Linked DNA regions of Mus musculus: region 1 is linked to region 2. Evidence: chromatin loops called from intact Hi-C (ENCODE). Cell type or tissue: gastrocnemius. All regions are shown on one strand. Links, peaks and the distances in the headings refer to the core of each region. The heading gives the core; the rest is flanking DNA.

Evidence for each region. A loop is a pair of places that touch in the nucleus more often than their neighbours do. Peaks named below come from ENCODE experiments on the same cell type or tissue, not always from the same donor. Only the 100,000 strongest peaks of a DNase experiment are listed, where the experiment ranks them.
Region 1: it touches region 2 in a loop (2.5-fold over the local background); 4 of 42 quality-filtered maps call a loop at or near these places.

The regions. Positions count from the first base shown.
Region 1 is chr17:79,971,512-79,979,842 of GRCm38, forward strand. Gm41625 (a long non-coding RNA gene) reads right to left here. Exons shown (of 4, transcript XR_876985.3): 2 at 7,089-7,246. Among named protein-coding and RNA genes, the nearest start is that of Gm41625, 6.0 kb to the right of the region's middle. In gastrocnemius, for the core only: no CTCF peak of the experiment used is centred there; DNase peaks (open chromatin) are centred at 4,066 and 5,993; H3K4me3 peaks cover 616 bases; H3K27ac peaks cover 5,159 bases.
Region 2 is chr17:79,891,138-79,899,468 of GRCm38, forward strand. Atl2 (atlastin GTPase 2) reads right to left here and starts at 4,986. Exons shown (of 13, transcript NM_019717.3): 1 at 4,772-4,986. The coding sequence starts at 4,889. Gm41625 (a long non-coding RNA gene) reads right to left here. Exons shown (of 4, transcript XR_876985.3): 3 at 7,716-7,923; 4 at 6,952-7,012. In gastrocnemius, for the core only: CTCF peaks have their summits at 1,156 and 4,432; DNase peaks (open chromatin) are centred at 4,197 and 4,980; H3K4me3 peaks cover 5,345 bases; H3K27ac peaks cover 5,563 bases.

The sequences.
Region 1 (8,331 bases), core at 255-8,254, 81 kb after region 2:
AAGAGCTGTGGTCTCTTCAATTTGCTCCTTACTCTGTGGTTTATTTCCCGTTTTCTCCAGACTCGCGTGTAGCCCAGGCTACCCTCAAACTTTGGATCCCCTTGCCTCAGCCCGGTGCTGCTCAGTGGCATAATGAAATGTGCTCATGTGGACGTGTGGGGTCGCAATCTATGCACTCTCAGCTCCAGAGGATCCCACTTTACGTGTACCACCACCAGTTCTCGCGCTATTTGTGGACTTTTTCAGTTATTAGAAACAAACTAAAAATAACATTCTTACACTTGCCTTTTGCACAGAATTGGCAAAAATTCTCCCAAGTGTGCTCAAAAGAACCATTGCTTGTACTCAAGCCATGACCAGTTTATAACAACTTAAGGGACCTGAGCCACATTATGGAGCAGTCTAGATAAACTGGTTTTCCCTAGCAGGCTTCCTTGGGAAGGAGTTGGTTGATTTACGGTCTTGCCTCCTCAACCCCTCCCACCAAGTTACTTTGCCCAGGACTTCCTGCTTGCCTTTCCCTTCATTATTACCAACCCCTGGGTCACCTTTCTCCAGTCAGCGAAGGCTTTAACACTTTGTCTAATTGGTTTGGGTTGGTAGAGGGACTCCTCTATTTTTTTCCCCAGGATAGGATCTTGCATGTAGCCCAGATTAACTGCAACGTCACAATCCTCCTGCCTCTGCCTCCGAGCTAGGATTGCAGTCATGCACTACTCTGCCTGGTGCAAAGCTAGTTCTTATTGGCTGTCTTGAAGAAATGAGCGCCTGTTCTTCAGTTTGCATTGGGCAATTCCACTTTACCCCAGAACGAGAGTTGCTGAAAATATCGAGCACCTGGAGTGTGGAGTATAAAATACTAATTCATTCAGTTGACACAACTATATTTCTCACTAAATAATTTATGTATTCATTTTGGTTTTGTATTTCTTTATTATTTGACAGTAATTGTTTAAATTTATCAGGGATGGCATTTTTTTTAATAAGTATGCTCAAATTTTTTTTCAGATTTTTGAGAGTTTCCCTGTGTAGTCTTGGCTATACTGGAACTTTCTCTATAGACCAGACTGGCCTTGAACTCAGAGATCCACCTGCCTCTGCCTCCCCAGTGCCAGCATTAAAGGCCTGCACCAGGATGCTCAGCTATTTTGATTAATTTAATTAGCATTCGCATTGCCTGGCAACTTTCTGTGTGAACAGCATACATGAAATCTACTAACAGTTTCCAACTGTTTTTTAGAGTGTGTGTGTGTGTGTGTGTGTGTGTGAGTGTGTGTGTGTCTGTGTCTGTTTGTGTGTGTGTGTGTGTGTCTGTTTGTGTGTGTGTGTGAGTGTGTGTGTGTCTGTGTGTGTGTGTCTGTGTGTGTGAGTGTGTGTGTGTCTGTGTCTGTTTGTGTGTGTGTGTGAGTGTGTGTGTGAGTGTGTGTGTCTGTGTGAGTGTGTGTGTGTCTGTGTCTGTTTGTGTGTATGTGTGTCTGTGTCTGTTTGTGTGTGTGTCTGTGTGTGTCTGTATGTGTGTGTGTCTGTGTGTGTGAGTGTGTGTGTGTCTGTGTCTGTTTGTGTGTGTCTCTCTGTGTGTGTGTGTGTGTCTGTGTCTGTTTGTGTGTGTGTGTCTGTGTGTGTGTCTCTGTGTGTGTGTCTGTGTGTGTGTCTCTGTGTCTGTGTCTGTTTGTGTGTGTGTCTGTTTGTGAGTGTGTCTCTGTGTGTGTGTGTGTGTGTGTGTGTGTGTGTGTGTGTGTGTGTGTAGGACAAGGCTGGGTATCATCTGCAGAAACGCCACCTACCTAATTTCTGAGACAGGGTCTCTCCTTGGCCTGGAGCTTGAGCGTTAGGCTGGACTGGATACCATCCGAATCCAGGGGTCCTCAGGCTTCTGTCTCCCTCACTGGGATAACAAGCTTGAGATCCCAAGCCCAAGTTTTTACCACAATTTCCTTATCAAACCCAGGCCTTCACTCTTTGCAAGGCAGGCACCTCCTGGTTGAGGCCTCTCACCACCTCGTGAAAGTTGACTTTTTAAAGCTCTGAGTCACTGTTTAAAATACTTGGGAAACTCTACCTTAAGTAAATTCTTCTAGCTAAACATAGCTGTTACAGTGGCATGCTCTTACTTTCCTTGTAGGAATAAACACACACACACACACACACACTAAAAAAAAAATGTTTATAATATAATTAAAAACAAAACAAAACCTTGGAGTCAAGACCCAATTATCCAGGACAGTCAAGTCATTTAATATCCTGTTTAATTGAGCCTGATTGTTAATCAGGACAAATTGAAAACCTCTGTCAAAACACATAGTCACAGAACACATTGTGAGTGTCAGAAAGACTAGGAAATCGGCCTCATAAACTCCCTCCCTACCCTGCCAATCAAAACTAGGCCCAAGGGGAGGAGGTAACTCGTCCCCACCCTGGAGCTAGATGGGAGTCCAAGAAGAGACCCAGGTCCACAGGTACCTGCAAGACTCTCTTGTGAGTCTGGGCTGATGCTCTGTGAACTGGTGCTGTAACCTTTACAAATGCTTCTTAAAATACAAACCTAGCTTGTAGTTTGTCTTTCCAACTCCATGCAGTTGGTTTTAAAGATTTCAGCACAGTGAAGATCGGCTGCTAGCAGCTGCTACACTGGAGTGGCAGAGAGAGAGATCTGAGTTATTAGAATTCATTTTTCTTTGTTCACTCTGGTCGTCTATCGCAGGCACAGGAAAACATGTTTTTTTAATATTGCTGGAAGATGAGGAGGGTTGTGGTCCTGCTAAGGAACTCTCTAAGCCACCCTTGCCTGTAACATTTCCATTCCGTATATTTATTTATGTATGTGTGAGTCTGTGCACCTGAATGTCCCACAGAGCACATGTGGGGTCAGAGGACAACATGGAAAAGTCACTTCTCTTCTGGGGAGCAAACAAATCGTCAGGCTTGACGTAAATTGCCTTCACCCACTGGGCCACCATCTCACCAACCCTTTCAAACATCGCTGTTCACCTTGTGAGCGCTGCTCCCTGATGGTACTTCTTCCTTCCTTCCTTCCTTCCTTCCTTCCTTCCTTCCTTCCTTCCTTCCTCCCTCCCTCCCTCCCTCTCTCTCTCTCTTTCTTCTTTCTTTCTCTCTCTTTCTTTCTTTCTCTCTTTCTTTCTTTTTAAACAAAGTATTATGCAACCCATTATGACCTTAAACTCGCTACATAGCCTAGGACAACCTCGAACTGCTGGCTTCTGCCCCACCCCTTTGTGCCCCTACTCCTGCCCCTGCCTCTGTCTCTGCCTGAATAATCATCTTGGACTGCCATGCCCAGGATATTATTTAATGAGTTCTATGACACTGAGAATTAATCCTAACTCTACAGAGAAACCCTGTCTTGAAAAACCAGATTCAGAGAGAGAGAGAATCCTGAATGCGTGGCATTGTCTTCCTTTGACACAAATTATTCTCTGAGCACATTCATTCATTCATTCAGTTCATATATGCAAGCACCTACTATGCTTTGGGAATTGTACCCAGGCACTAGCCATGCAGCATGAAACAAAACAGAAGATCTCTGCACTGGTGGAAGTTATGTTTCAGTGGTAAGAGACAGACAGGCAGTGCGTGGGATGTGGGATATTCAGTGGCCACGAGGCAAAAGGAAAGGAAATCCAGGCAGGAGGAAAACAAGGATTGCAGACGTGAGCTGTTGCTCTTCCACGGGAGTGGCCAGAGGAGGCTTTGGGGTGTGTGTGTGTGTGTGTGTGTGTGTGTGTGAGAGAGAGAGAGAGAGAGAGAGAGAGACAGAGAGAGAGAGCGCGCGCATCTGGGAGCAGAGCAACAAGTTACCATCTCTGTGTCAGGGTGTGATACCACCCATGTAGTTCCAGTGACTCCGAGTCACTAAGCTCACCTGGAAATAGTGGGGTCATACTGCTTATTAAGTGTTGGTCTGGGCACAAGGCAAATTGCCTTCTTTCATTCCATCAGCATCAACTCCATTAAGTACCAAGGATAAAAAATTGTAGTCTCCCCTCCCCCAGCCTGAAACCTGCTTGCTCAGGGGTGGAGCTTCCTGCTCATTCGTTCTGCCACGCCCACTGCTGGAACCTGGCGCTTTGCTGTTGGTGTCACCACATGCTCATCCTACTACTGGACCCGAGATTATTCGGCGAGAATCGGGTTCCCTCCCCCTTCCTTTATAACTGAAATGTCGGAACTAGTAAAATTCGAGCTTTGATCAGAATAACTGTCTTGGCTACATTTCTTTCTCTCGCCACCTAGCCCCTCTTCTCTTCCAGGTTTCCAAAATGCCTTTCCAGGCTAGAACCCAGGTTGTGGTCTGCTGGCCGGACACAACAAAAAATAACCTAGTACTGTCATTCTCCTAAGCCAGTAGAATTTCTAACTGTAGTCTAAATACTTTCTCTTATATCACAAATAAGTACAGCTCTCCTCATCAAAGAAGCCTTTTTTACACTAGATGGAGCTGATTACAAAGATCCACAGCTGGTCAAAACCCCCAACCGCAACCCCTCCTCTAAGGATAGGGGAACTTACAAAAGAGGGGTCAGAACAATTGCAAGAACCAGAGTCCCAGGATGCCTGCTATGAGATGCTGTCTTCTCCACATTACAGGAACCGTGCAGCCATGAAACCTCAATCATATAGCTGCCTAAACAAGACCTGCATCATGGCAATATCAGTTGGCATGGCAACAAGGGTAGAGTAAATTTCACCAGGCCTCACCCCTAAACGAAGAGCTACAATTAATGGAGCTAAGAGAAGGAGAATCAGGCTACTCCGGGGATAAGCCACACCCCCTAGTTAGGTTATCCAATCCCAAGCAGTCAGCCCTAAGCAAGTGTGTGCATGAATGTGTGTGCGCGCCCGAGCGTGTGTGCGTGCGTGTAAAATACTGTAAAGGAAGAATGAGACACCACAATAAGAGAAAGCATTTCGAGCAGAGGAAAGATCAGTTTTAGAGACAGTGGTACGGAGGAAGATGTGTTCTGGATCCTCAGGCTGTTGATCAGATTTACAGATGAGTGCCAAGAAGTAGGGACAGAATTAGATGAAAATGCAGGTAGTACCATTAAAGTTTTTCCTTTGGACACAGCCCCCCAAAACTGAGTGAGGTGGGGGGAGCAATGTGGGAGCAGTTCTTTCAAGGCAGAAGGGACACTGCAGGAAGTGCCCGGTGTTTAACACTTCTGGTAGAGGAACACTGTGGTTGGGCTTGGCCCCTGTAAGCATTTGGAGGGCTCTGACTACCCCAGTTATAATGTGTCTCTGCCTTACTTAGCTCATCCAGGTGAACAATTGAATAGGAATGAGTAGGTCTCCAGGACCAGCCCCGCACAGCTGGAATCCCTCACACGTCTCTTTGTCTTCCTAATATTTTGCTCTGGACAGTCTGCCAATGTCTCTAAATGGTCATCTAAACCCTTCTCCCCTCCTTGTGAGTTAAACCTGCCATTTCCCCACAATTCAACTTGAAAATAGTATCTTGGTAAGGCAGTGTGTGCGGTGTCAGAGAGAAGAGCCTGGGGACATTCAGGAGGCAGTACGATGACCTTGGTGGCCAAGGGTCAAGGGATACAGAAAGGGAGACAAAGTGCCACCAAAGGCCTAAGTTACCGCCTCCCCTCCATTTTCTACCGGGACTGGAAGGATGGCTCAGTGGTTAAGAGCACTTGCTGCTCTTGCAGAGGGCCTGAGTTCCGTTCCCAACACCCACATCTGGCAGCTCACAGCCAGCTGTAACTTCAGCTCCAAGAAATCTGATGCCTCTGGTCTCTGACTTCTGTGGACAGCTGCATTCACATGTTCATAAACACAGGCACACATGAGCATACTTTTAATTTTTTTTTAAAGTTTTGACGTCTTTATGGAGCACTGGCCAACCCATCTGATCTTACTTTGGGGGTAGCATACAAGAGAGCTGTTTAAAACAGGAAGTTTGGCACAGTTAATTAGCAAGCTAAAATCCTTAACAGATTCACCAATAAGTGAGTTGGCCTGTGGCCAGAAATTGGTCACACAAAAGACTCCAAAGGCACTGCATGTTCACGTCACACTTTCAACAGAAGCTTGGAATGAAATAAAACAGAATATTGACAAATGGGAGCGTCGGGGAAGCATTGAAAATATGAACGCAAAGCAGGTGGGGACAATATTAAAAATAGTCATCTAAATAGTTCATCTAAAAATAGTCTAATTCCACCCAGGAGCCAAACCCTATTAGATTTCACGTTCATTTGGGTTCACAGTATGTTTGTGGACTCCCTTGACGCAAAGGAGAAAAGTGGAAGAGAAAGAAGGTCTCCCTTACTGTTCGTAGATTTAGCCATGGCCCTTTATCTGAAGGTGACAGATATCAGGAAGGAAGGACAGCTCTTGGGAACTGTCAATGGTCTGTGCATGAATTAGAACGTATTGGTTATGGTTTGGATCTGAATTGTCCCCACAGGTTCATGTCTTGAGCCCATGCTCCCCAGACTATGGTGTTACTGGGGGAGCTGTAAAACTTTTAGGAAAGGGTGGCCCCAGCTGGCTGCAGCAGCTCACTGGGGGTTGGGCTTCAAAGAGTTCTCCTGGGTCCTGATTCCTGTCACTCTCTCGGCTCCCTAGTCAGCTATGATGTGAGCAGCTTCCAGCACGTGCTTCCACTGCCTGGACCTAGACCACTACTGTGCCAAGTGTTCTCCACCATGGTAGACGGAGCCCATGAGCCAAAACCAATCTTCCCTCATCAGGCGTTCTGATCACACTCACACAAGAGTTACTAATACAACCTAGACATCCTTAAGTCTTTTAAAGCCCGCTTTTGATATATTGTTCTTTAAAAAGGGAAAAATAATAACGATGTGTTAGAACCATAGTGGATCACGGATAAAACTCCCTACAGTTATCTAGCCTCTCTTGTGTGCCAGGTTCTTGTATATTTCATTCTCTAGTTTGTTTTCTGTTACTGTGATGAATACCATGACCAAAAGCAACTTGAGGTTTATTTGGCTTACACTTTCTAAGGCAGAAACTCAAGCAGAGAAGGAACTTGAAGCAGAAACCATGGAGAAATTCCACTTACTGGTTTGCTCCCCAACTTGTGCTCAACCTACCTTTCTTGTGTGCCTCAGGTTGATTTTCTACAATGTGGGTTAGGCTTTCCACGTCAATCATCAGTCAGGCCAACCCGATCTAAACAGTTCTTCCGTCAATGTCTCTCCTGAGGTGATTCTTGATCGTGTCACGTTGACAGTAAAGAGTAACCAGGGAGCTGAAGAAATGGTGCGGCAGTTAACTGCTCTTCCAGAGGAGGGTTCAATTCCCAACACTCACGTGCCAGCTCACAACTGTCTGTAACTACAGTTCCAGGGGGTCCAACAGCCTCACACAGACATACATACAGGCTAAACACCAATGAAAAAATTATAAGAGGAGGAGGAGGAGGTAGAGGAAGAAGACAAAGAGGAAGAGGAAGAGGAGGAGGTAGAGGAAGAAGAGGAAGAAGGAGGAGGAGGAGGAGGAGGAGGAGGAGGAGGAGGAAACAAGGACTAATAAGGACAGCTAGGGACAGCTGATGTCATGGTGAAGAGACTAGGGTATGGCAGAGCTTCTGTCTCACCCAGCTATAACCCAGGGCACTGATCATAAGAAATGAATCCACCATTAAAACTCATCCCTGTGTGTGACAAATGTAGAGCCTCCTGGGAAAGAAAGAGAGAGAGAGAGAGAGAGAGAGAGAGAGAGAGAGAGAGAGAGAGAGAGAGTTGGAATTAGAACACAGGCAGAGGATTGCCTCTTCCCTTTCCACAGAAACTGCCCTAGTAGATAGAGGACCCGGCCAAACATCCTGGGGTTTAGTCTGGTGAACCCTACTATCTTGTCACCCTATCCATTTCCTCCATGGAGGATAGATATATAGCTCGCCTCAGCCAGTGGTGCAGGCCCTAAGGCACTACATGTGAAGGGACTGGGTCACACAAGCCTCGCTTCCACAGCAATGGGAACGGTTGGTGAAGCTCCTTCCTTTTCACTTGGCTATTGCAGCCACATGGCGTCTCTTTCTACCCATTGCTTCTCCGTCCCTGTTAACTGCCTTTTCCTGGTGATGTAGTGGAATCTAGGCAAGGGCAAAAGGAAGCAAATCGGGAAAGCAGCAGAGAAAGCCAGGGCAAATATTGCTGGCGGGATAGGAAGAGTAGACTGGAATTACAGCAGGGGCCCGGGGTGGAGCCTGGAAGCGTGTCGGGGTCTCCAGACCCAGCAGACTCTTCCTCTGTGAGGCTGTGTCCCACGCAAGCTCCCGTCTTCCTTCCGTGTGAGACGCGCCCTACATGGCTGCGCAGGGAACATCGCCAG
Region 2 (8,331 bases), core at 76-8,075:
AAAAAAAAAAAAAAAAAAAAAAAGCCAGGCCTGGTGGCGCACTTGGGAGGCAGAGGCAGGCGGATTTCTGAGTTCGGGGCCAGCATGGTCTACAGAGTGAGTTCCAGGACAGCCAAAACTATACAGAGAAACACTGCCGCAAAAACAAACAAACAAACAACAACAAAAAAAAAAAGGTTAATTTTTTTAAAGTAAAAAGCAGCCTCTATCATGTGCTTCCCACTAAGGCCTTATAAGGAGCTGATGAATACAGAGAGGGTAGCTTCAGTCACAGTCACGCCTCTCCTCTACATCACCATCCCTCTCTACAGTTAAAGATGGTGCTCCCAATAGGAAAGTTTGAGAAAAAACAAAAACAAAAACAAAAAACAAAACTAGAGATCCTAGACAGCTAAGCACCTCTCACCAGGAGTGTCTGTGCACCTAGAGTTCTGACAGTAAGCTATCTGGGCAGCCACTAACTGATTACACTAGCTTCAGTCACAGAGATGCAGTTCTATGAAATAATTTCCATTAAACTAAAGTTAGAAAGTAGATCCCCTTTATTCTACTTGTACTGGCCAGGAAACCATGGACAAGTTAGTTAAAGGTGCATATTATCTTACTGGGAAAGTGGCAGATTGTTAGTCTTTCATGACTTAAATGTCATATGCCCATAAAATCGACTATTGTATAGCCATTTATCCCAGGGTGGTGAAAAATCAGTAATTTACTACAAAATCCTATCTGATGTGTGCATACACAAACAGAGAGATAGACAATGTAACCATCGTGTGAAAACTGCTAAACAGCTACTTGAGAACCCTGCCACCCTCACAGCCCCTAACAGGCAGGGCCGCCTACTTCACTGCCTTCTCTTTGCACAGACCCCACCTTGGCCTGCCTACTTTTCATTTCAAGGGAAGTATGGCTACTACAGCTCTGTGGTTGGCTCTGCAGGCAAGGGCATGGGTCAATCTTAAGCGCGACACGGAAAGCAAACAAGAAAGCCCAGCCCACTGACTTCACTCCCACAGCAGTCAGCCATATCTAATCAATCATATGTGGCAATCCACCGAATGGCCCTCACCTCCTCTAAACCTGGTGAGAAATGGAGCAAGTACTGAGAAGCTTCAGTAACTGGAGAGACAGCACACTCGCCCTCCAGTGGGAACAGCACTGAACTCCCTCCCCAGAAGAGCGAGCTTTAAGAAATAAAATGCAGGGGTTTTAAAGTATTTTGTTAAGTAACAAATAGGACCTGTCACCCAGCGTTCAGGTTCCTATCTCGGTGGCAAAAGAGAATAGGAGATGAAACAAAACTTCAGAAATGAATTCATTGTGAAATGAAGTTTAACTACTCTGTGGCCAAATCTATTTTCCTTAAGGTTAAAACGTAAATAAAGTGACCGACTTCTCTGAAGCAACACACCTGGGATCTAAAACCCTCAAATGGCTACAAAATCAGAATGCTACCGCCCTTGAGAAGGAAAAGGAATAAAAATTGTTCCTCTGTTCTTTGCCCAGAGAAAACCCTCCTTATAAAGTCATTAAATGAACATTTTAAAAAGTTATTCCTACTTCTGCACCTAATATTTCTGGCTTTTGAGAGCTTACTTGAAAAAGCTTTGTTCCCATTTGTACATCAAACCTATGTCGAAACTGAGCACAAACAAGAGCTGTCAGTGTGCCTCACAGTTAAAGTGTCTTCTACTCCAGCAGTATCACCCTGGCTGGTGTTCAGTCACCCTAGGGAGCTGCCCAGTTCCAGCTGTAGAAAGGTTAGTTATCTAGGAAAAAGTGTCACAATTTTATTTTGGGGAATAATCAGAAATTTTACCATAAAGTTAAAAGCCACACTAAAAAAGAAAGGCTGTAGAAATAAATGGCTCAGTGAAGACAGCAAACCCACACTCAGTTCCCAAACCCACATAAAACGGCTCACAACCGCCCCTAACTCTCTCTCCAGGGATCTGACCCTCTGGCCTTTGTGTGCACCTATACTCAGAGCATACACGAACACATGCAAGCACACACACATTTTTAAAAATAAATATTTAAGAAGAAACAAAACAATAAAAATCCTGAAAGCCTGTGCACCGTTGTGGGGCCCACCTACAGCTACAGTCTCATTTTCTCTCCTGCCTTGTTTCCCTGTAACAATCCCTTTACTGTAAGCAGCAGCTTCTCCCTCTCCCCGTAAAAAGTCCACAGAATTTCCAAAGCACGTCACCCAACAGACTGAGCACCGACAGAAAGACTCCTAGAATCCTATCAACTAGAAGGTCAATCATACAACCATGGAGTGTTGGATCCTAAATCCACTCTGGAGGCAGGCGCACTTAGCCTGATGTTTGGAAGACCCTCGGTTTGATCTTCCACACACGGAGGGAAATGTCTTGGGGGTATTTTCTTTTTCTACATGAGTTCACACAAGCACACAATTTAGTTTGTAATGCAGGTGACTCAGAAGCAAACTGGCGGTGTCGGGCCTGCCTTAGAAGTCATTTGATAGGAATGGCTGTTAAGTGAAAGTCTTCCACACATGACCACCAAATGAAAGGCCGAGATCTATGAGCAACGGCAGAACAGTTAACAAATGGTAGTCGAGCGCTACTTATCAAGTCTATAATGACAATTTTGGAGTTTTGGTTTCTGTAAGAAACACAAAAGTATTTTAAGACTACGTTTTCACTTGAATCCCAGGTGTGGGACACGGGGCTGCTTCAGACTGTCCACACAGGTGTGGGACACGGGGCTGCTTCAGGCTGTCCACACAGGTGTGGGACACCGGGCTGCTTCAGACTGTCCACACAGGTGTGGGACACCGGGCTGCTTCAGACTGTCCACAGCCACTGACCAGGATTTCCCAGCTGCAGAGTTTCTGTGATTGTGTGTTAGTTGGAATTCTGTGGAGTTTCCTGACAGTATATAAATGCTAGAGCCAAAGGAGGCAGTGTGGGTTGATGGTCCTTTGTTGTTGTTAAGTAGTCGGGCACAAAGAAGAAACAAGAAGAAAAAATTACATATCCTGACAGCGAAGATCAAACTTGCCCCAAGGACACCCCTAATCAGCAGGAAGTAGTCTAACGATAGAGTTGCCCCTTTCCCACCCCTGACTTTATTCAGGGATCTCTTTCCTCTCTCTTATCTAGGGGGTGGAAAGTGTGGCAGAAAGGGGTGGAGAAGGGTGGAAGAAAGAAACCACAAAGTAGCCAAAGGCGATAGTCCCAAGACACTCTCTCATCTCTTCTCAGTGTCCAATAGCATAAAACATGCTCTTACCCATGACTGAATCAAACTTATGCTTTTCCTATTGCATACATCAAGTATGTTGACACTACATCTCAAACTGTTCTCACACACACACACACACACACACACACACACGGATTCCAAAACAAATCAGCCACCTAAGGTTTTTAAAAAGCCTCTCTGGAAGTATTTCCAAGGGCAGAGGGCTACCACTGTAAACAGTTCTGACAAGAGTTTGTAGTTGACAGGTTAACAAACCTCATTTCTTTTTCTCGTTCGAAAATTCTAAGTTATCCTCACCTCTGACATATGTCCAAGAGCTACCATAAATGGTGAAATGTAAATTAAAGTTTTCTATAAAGTGTCTGTGGTAAATATTTAATCAAAATGTTTTAAATTTTATCCAGTAAAGCCTTTATCAGATTGTGGAAAAGGAAATACAAAAGCGATCTCATACCCGGTGTGTTTACTCTACGCTTATCTTGACCTCAGGTATCTAACCCTAAGCCCTTACGATTTCTAAGCCTTTGAAAAACTTTTCCGCCTTTAACCATCGCAACTCTCAATAAGGACTTCGTGCGTTCAATTCGCACCACGGTGAAAGATCAAATGCTACACTCCTAAAAATAGGGGTGCTGTGAGTGAGAGCAACACACAACACCGCGCTGCCAACGCAACTGCGTCTTCGACGGGGTAGGGGCGCCATGTACACACACATACAGTAGGAGCTCACATTCAGCAAAACCCAGGAACGACGGGATCAGGTGACTTCAAACCAGACACTCTCAGCCTGAAGCGAATGACTCGCAGCCCCAGGGCTCCTAACCCCAGTCTGACAACCGGAGCCAACACTTGCAACCCTGGCCAATCCACGCACAACTCGTGCGAATGGGTTCGGCGGAGCCAAGAGCTGGTGAAGCTGAAGCTGAGCCCGGGCCCCAGCCCTGGCCTGCGGACTGCGGCTCCCATCGGGAAGGAAGGGTGTGTGAGTGTGTGTGGTGTGTGTGTGGAGAGAGCTCTGCGACCTGGCAGCCAGGTGCCAGCGGTTCCCGCGTCCACCGCCACCGCGGGGCCCAGCGCGTCCCGCTCGTCCCTCCCTTCCCGGCCCGCGTCAGGCACCCAGGGCAGTGAGTGCCCGCCGGGTGACCGATCCCGTACCGCCCGCCGACCTCCGCGCGTCCCGGCCCCGTGGCCCCGGCTCAAGGCCGCCCCCTTGGGTCGGGGCGGACACCGCGGCGGCCACGCGGCGGCGGCGGGCAGGGGGCCGGGCTGCCCGTTCCCCCGGCAGCTGGGAGAGCCGAGGCCCGCGGGCCGCCCTCTCAGGCCGCGCGGCGGAGCGTGGGGCGCGGCTGCCGCTAGGCCCTGCGAGCGAGCGAACGAGCGTGCGAGCGAACGGGCGGCCGCGGCGGCCAGAGCCGAGCCGAGCCCAGCCAGCCGCGGTCTTCGACCCCAGCGGGCGACCGGTGCCCGCCAGCCCGAACGGCCGCAGCCTCCCCGACTCCCGGCCCCCCGTGGCCTCGGCCCCTCCGGCCCGTACCTAGGGAGGTCGTAGACGAGACGTGGTTAACTCCGACGCTCGAGTCGCTGGTCTGTCGCCGGCGCCTCAGCCCCTGCTGCGGCTGCTGCCTTCGCGCTGCCTCGTCCCCCTCCGCCATCTTGTACCGATTTAAAATTAACTCCCCACTGACGTCAAACGCCGCCGCCGCTTTATCAACCTCCCGGGAGCCGGCGGGGCGGCCTGCGGGTCCTAGCGCCGCCCTCTGACTTGCGCGGCCCAGACACGCCCAGCCACGCCCATCAGCGCCCTCGCTCCTCCTCCGCCCGGGCCAACCTGCCGCGGAGCTCCGCAGCTCTCAGACTTCTAAGGAAGAGTTGGGGAACCCCCACTGCGGCCGGCGCCATCCCGTCCCTACCTTCCCGCTCTCGGGGCCACACCCCCTTGCCGCAGGGCGGAGAAGGCATCTCCAGTCCCTCCTTTCCCAATTCTCTTCGCATCTCTAACGTTGACTCTGCACGTGAGGTTACATTCGCATCCTTTCCCTCCTAGCTTTCTTACCCCCAGCCCTCTTCCCTGCGAAGCCAGTGCCTGGCTTCTCCTGATATCTTGGCCCTACACAGAAAGGTTTTCTCTTTCCACCACTATCCTACAATTTGTTTGCATTGGCTCCCCATCGCCTTCTGAGGCTACTTTACCCTCTCAACTATGCATATCTGAAACCCAAAAAAATACCGCTCTGATCAGAGAAGGAATTCTAATACATCCTCTCCTAACTGTGATGAACCTTCTTCTGGGGATCCACTGGCATCATGTAGAAAGTTCGAGAAACTTTATAACAGATACGTCAACCTGTGGAGGCAGCTGTGGAACACAGTTCTTAGTCTCATGAATTTGTACCACAACCATGGCTGCAGGAGAAAATCCTTTTCTCTTGAAAAAGTGGGAGCCCAGGTGTCCAAATGATTGTCTTACCCCAACCTCTTAAGCCTATACTTTGCAACCTTTAATTCCACAAAACCTCTAGAAAAAAACCGTTAGTGTCATCAAACTTTGGAGGGCATCATTCCAGATGGGCTTTGGTTGAACTGTCTGGGGATTAAGTCACCTGTTCTCTATCTTTGGAGACACAGATTGTGAGTTCCTTCTGCACTAACTCTGTGTGCTGCTCCCATGTTTCCTGAGCAACCTAGTAAGGGACTTGCTTGATAGTAGGTGTGCTTGCTTGCTTGCTTTTCTTTTCTTTCCTTTCCTTTTCTTTTCTTTTCTTTTCTTTTCTTTTCTTTTTTCTTCTCTTTTTGTTTGGTGGTGGTGGTTTTTCAAGACATAGTTTCTCTGTATAAACCTCTGTATAAGCCTTGGCTATCCTGGAACCCATTTTACAGACAAGGCTGGCCTCAAATTCACAGAGCTTGCCTACCCCTGCCTCTTGAGCGCTGGGATTAAAGGCATGGACCCCCACGCCTGACCTTAGATTTTCTTTCATAATCTCTCTCTGTGATAACTATTGGAGATTGTACACTCCGCGGTGTGCAGGTGCTTGGGCATGAAAGAAGATGTCAAGATGAGGATTTTTGCCTTCAAAGACCAAAATCCCATTTATTGTCAGTGGTTACATGACACTGAGCACACCCTATCAGATATCCTGGGAAAGTTAGTCATTCCCAAAGCTGTGCTGCTGGCCAACTGGTCTTCAGAGGGGGTTCTACTCGCAGACACTGGCATCTCATCAGCTCTGCTACAGCACCCCAGATAGAGCCACACCTCCTGGATCCAGTGAATATAGAGAAACCTAACTCAGGTCGTCACAGAATGAACACTGACCCACGGTCAAATCCAAGTTTAAAAAGCCACCTTCATTATAGTTACCTCTCTTCTATTCAAACCAAAGAGACACATTCCAGACTTCTTTCTCCTCTTTCCACCCAACAAATCTTCTATTGTCATTGTGACTGCTGGATCTCTCCCTAACTCACTTCCTCTCCAGCACCACCCTAGCCTGTATCTTCATTCAACCTCCTATCTCCCCCACTCCCCTGTAACAAAGTATTTCCCTTCTCCTGTAGACTCTTCACCCAGCCGAAGGTTTGAGTTTTGTTTTGTTTTGTTTTTTTTAACATACAAATAGGATCATAGGGTTGCTCTGCTCAGGGTAAAGGCCAAACTGTAGTTGACAAAGGCTTTTACAATGTGAAGTCTGCCATTTTTCTTTCTGTTTCTCTGCCTCGTTCTCCAGTCCATCACTGGTTCCTTCATTCTTTGATTCCACACAGTCATCTTGTTCTGGGATATCAAAGACACAAGTGATTAAAACGGACAAACAAAATGGGGCTCATTCCCCTTGTGGGGTGTTCAAGAATGGGTAAGTTGGTAAATAGATGAATTAAAAGTCTGAATCCCCTACTGATTCACCCAATGCTTCTAAACTTCCAGGTTCCACTGTGCTAGGCTAAAGCATTTTCACGGGATCACATCACCATTCTGAGACTATGATCTTCTATCTATGGAATGCTTCCTGTTCCGGGCACTGCTTAAAGTACTTTACAAGTAAGCCATCGAATCTGTAAAACAATCTATCTGTAAATCGGGCTTGCGGTGCTGCAGGTGTGGCCTGGCTGGCCTCAGTAGCAGGTGCCCTGTGGAAAGGTCAGCAGAGGACCTCCTACTATTATCACTGTCCCAGAGCCCTGCTTGCATATTGAGAGTGTCTACAGGGTGCAACTCATGGGTAATCCACAAAAATTCTGTTGTCTTGCCTGCAGTTAGCATGAGTCACATCAAAAGACACACTGCCAAATTGGCAACTTGAACTTTGTTTAATTTCAGAGGATAAGAAATGGGCAGAAGACATTCACAAAGTCACTTAAAATGTCTAAAAATGGCCCTCAAACATAAAAAGTTGCCTTTATGAGAAACACTAAAATGATAAATAGCAACTTCTTCACACACAACTTGGCAAAAATTCAAACTTAACCATGACACTGACCTAGCAAAGACGTGCAGAGCCCTCTTCTCACGAGTTGCTGATGAGAGTGAAGAGCAGTATGGCCCTGTGCTTTTCCAAACAGCCACAAAGCCTGTATTGCATTTCTGTCCATTCATCTAAGCACCAAACTTTAAGTCTCTGACTCCCAACGGCACAACATGTTATGTCCAAGGTTGTCCACTGTCACAGCTCCTGCAGCTGCGAAAGACTGAACACGAGATGTCCAAGCTCAAGAAACTGTGATTAAAAACTCATAATGGGTCTCTGTCTGTCTCTCTGTCCCCCTGTCTCCCTCCCTCCCTTCTTCCTTCTTCCTTCCCACCAGGGACCAAGCCCGAGTCTGCATCCGACCGAGAGGCACGGTCCCGGCTTCCGTGTGTCTCCCTGCCCCCGGGTCTGTCTGTCTCCAAGTTACCATCTTCCCTTCCTACCCCGGCCTGCCTGGCCTCGGCCATAGCCCGTGCAGCTCGGGTCTCTGTCCGTCTAAAAAAAAAAAAAAAAAAAAAAACCTCATAATGGATCACTTTGAAGCTCTTATAAGAAAAAAACACTGTGAATTAATCGGGAGCGATTTCCAAGAGAAACTCTTACAGGGAGGAAAAAAGCAAATTACATA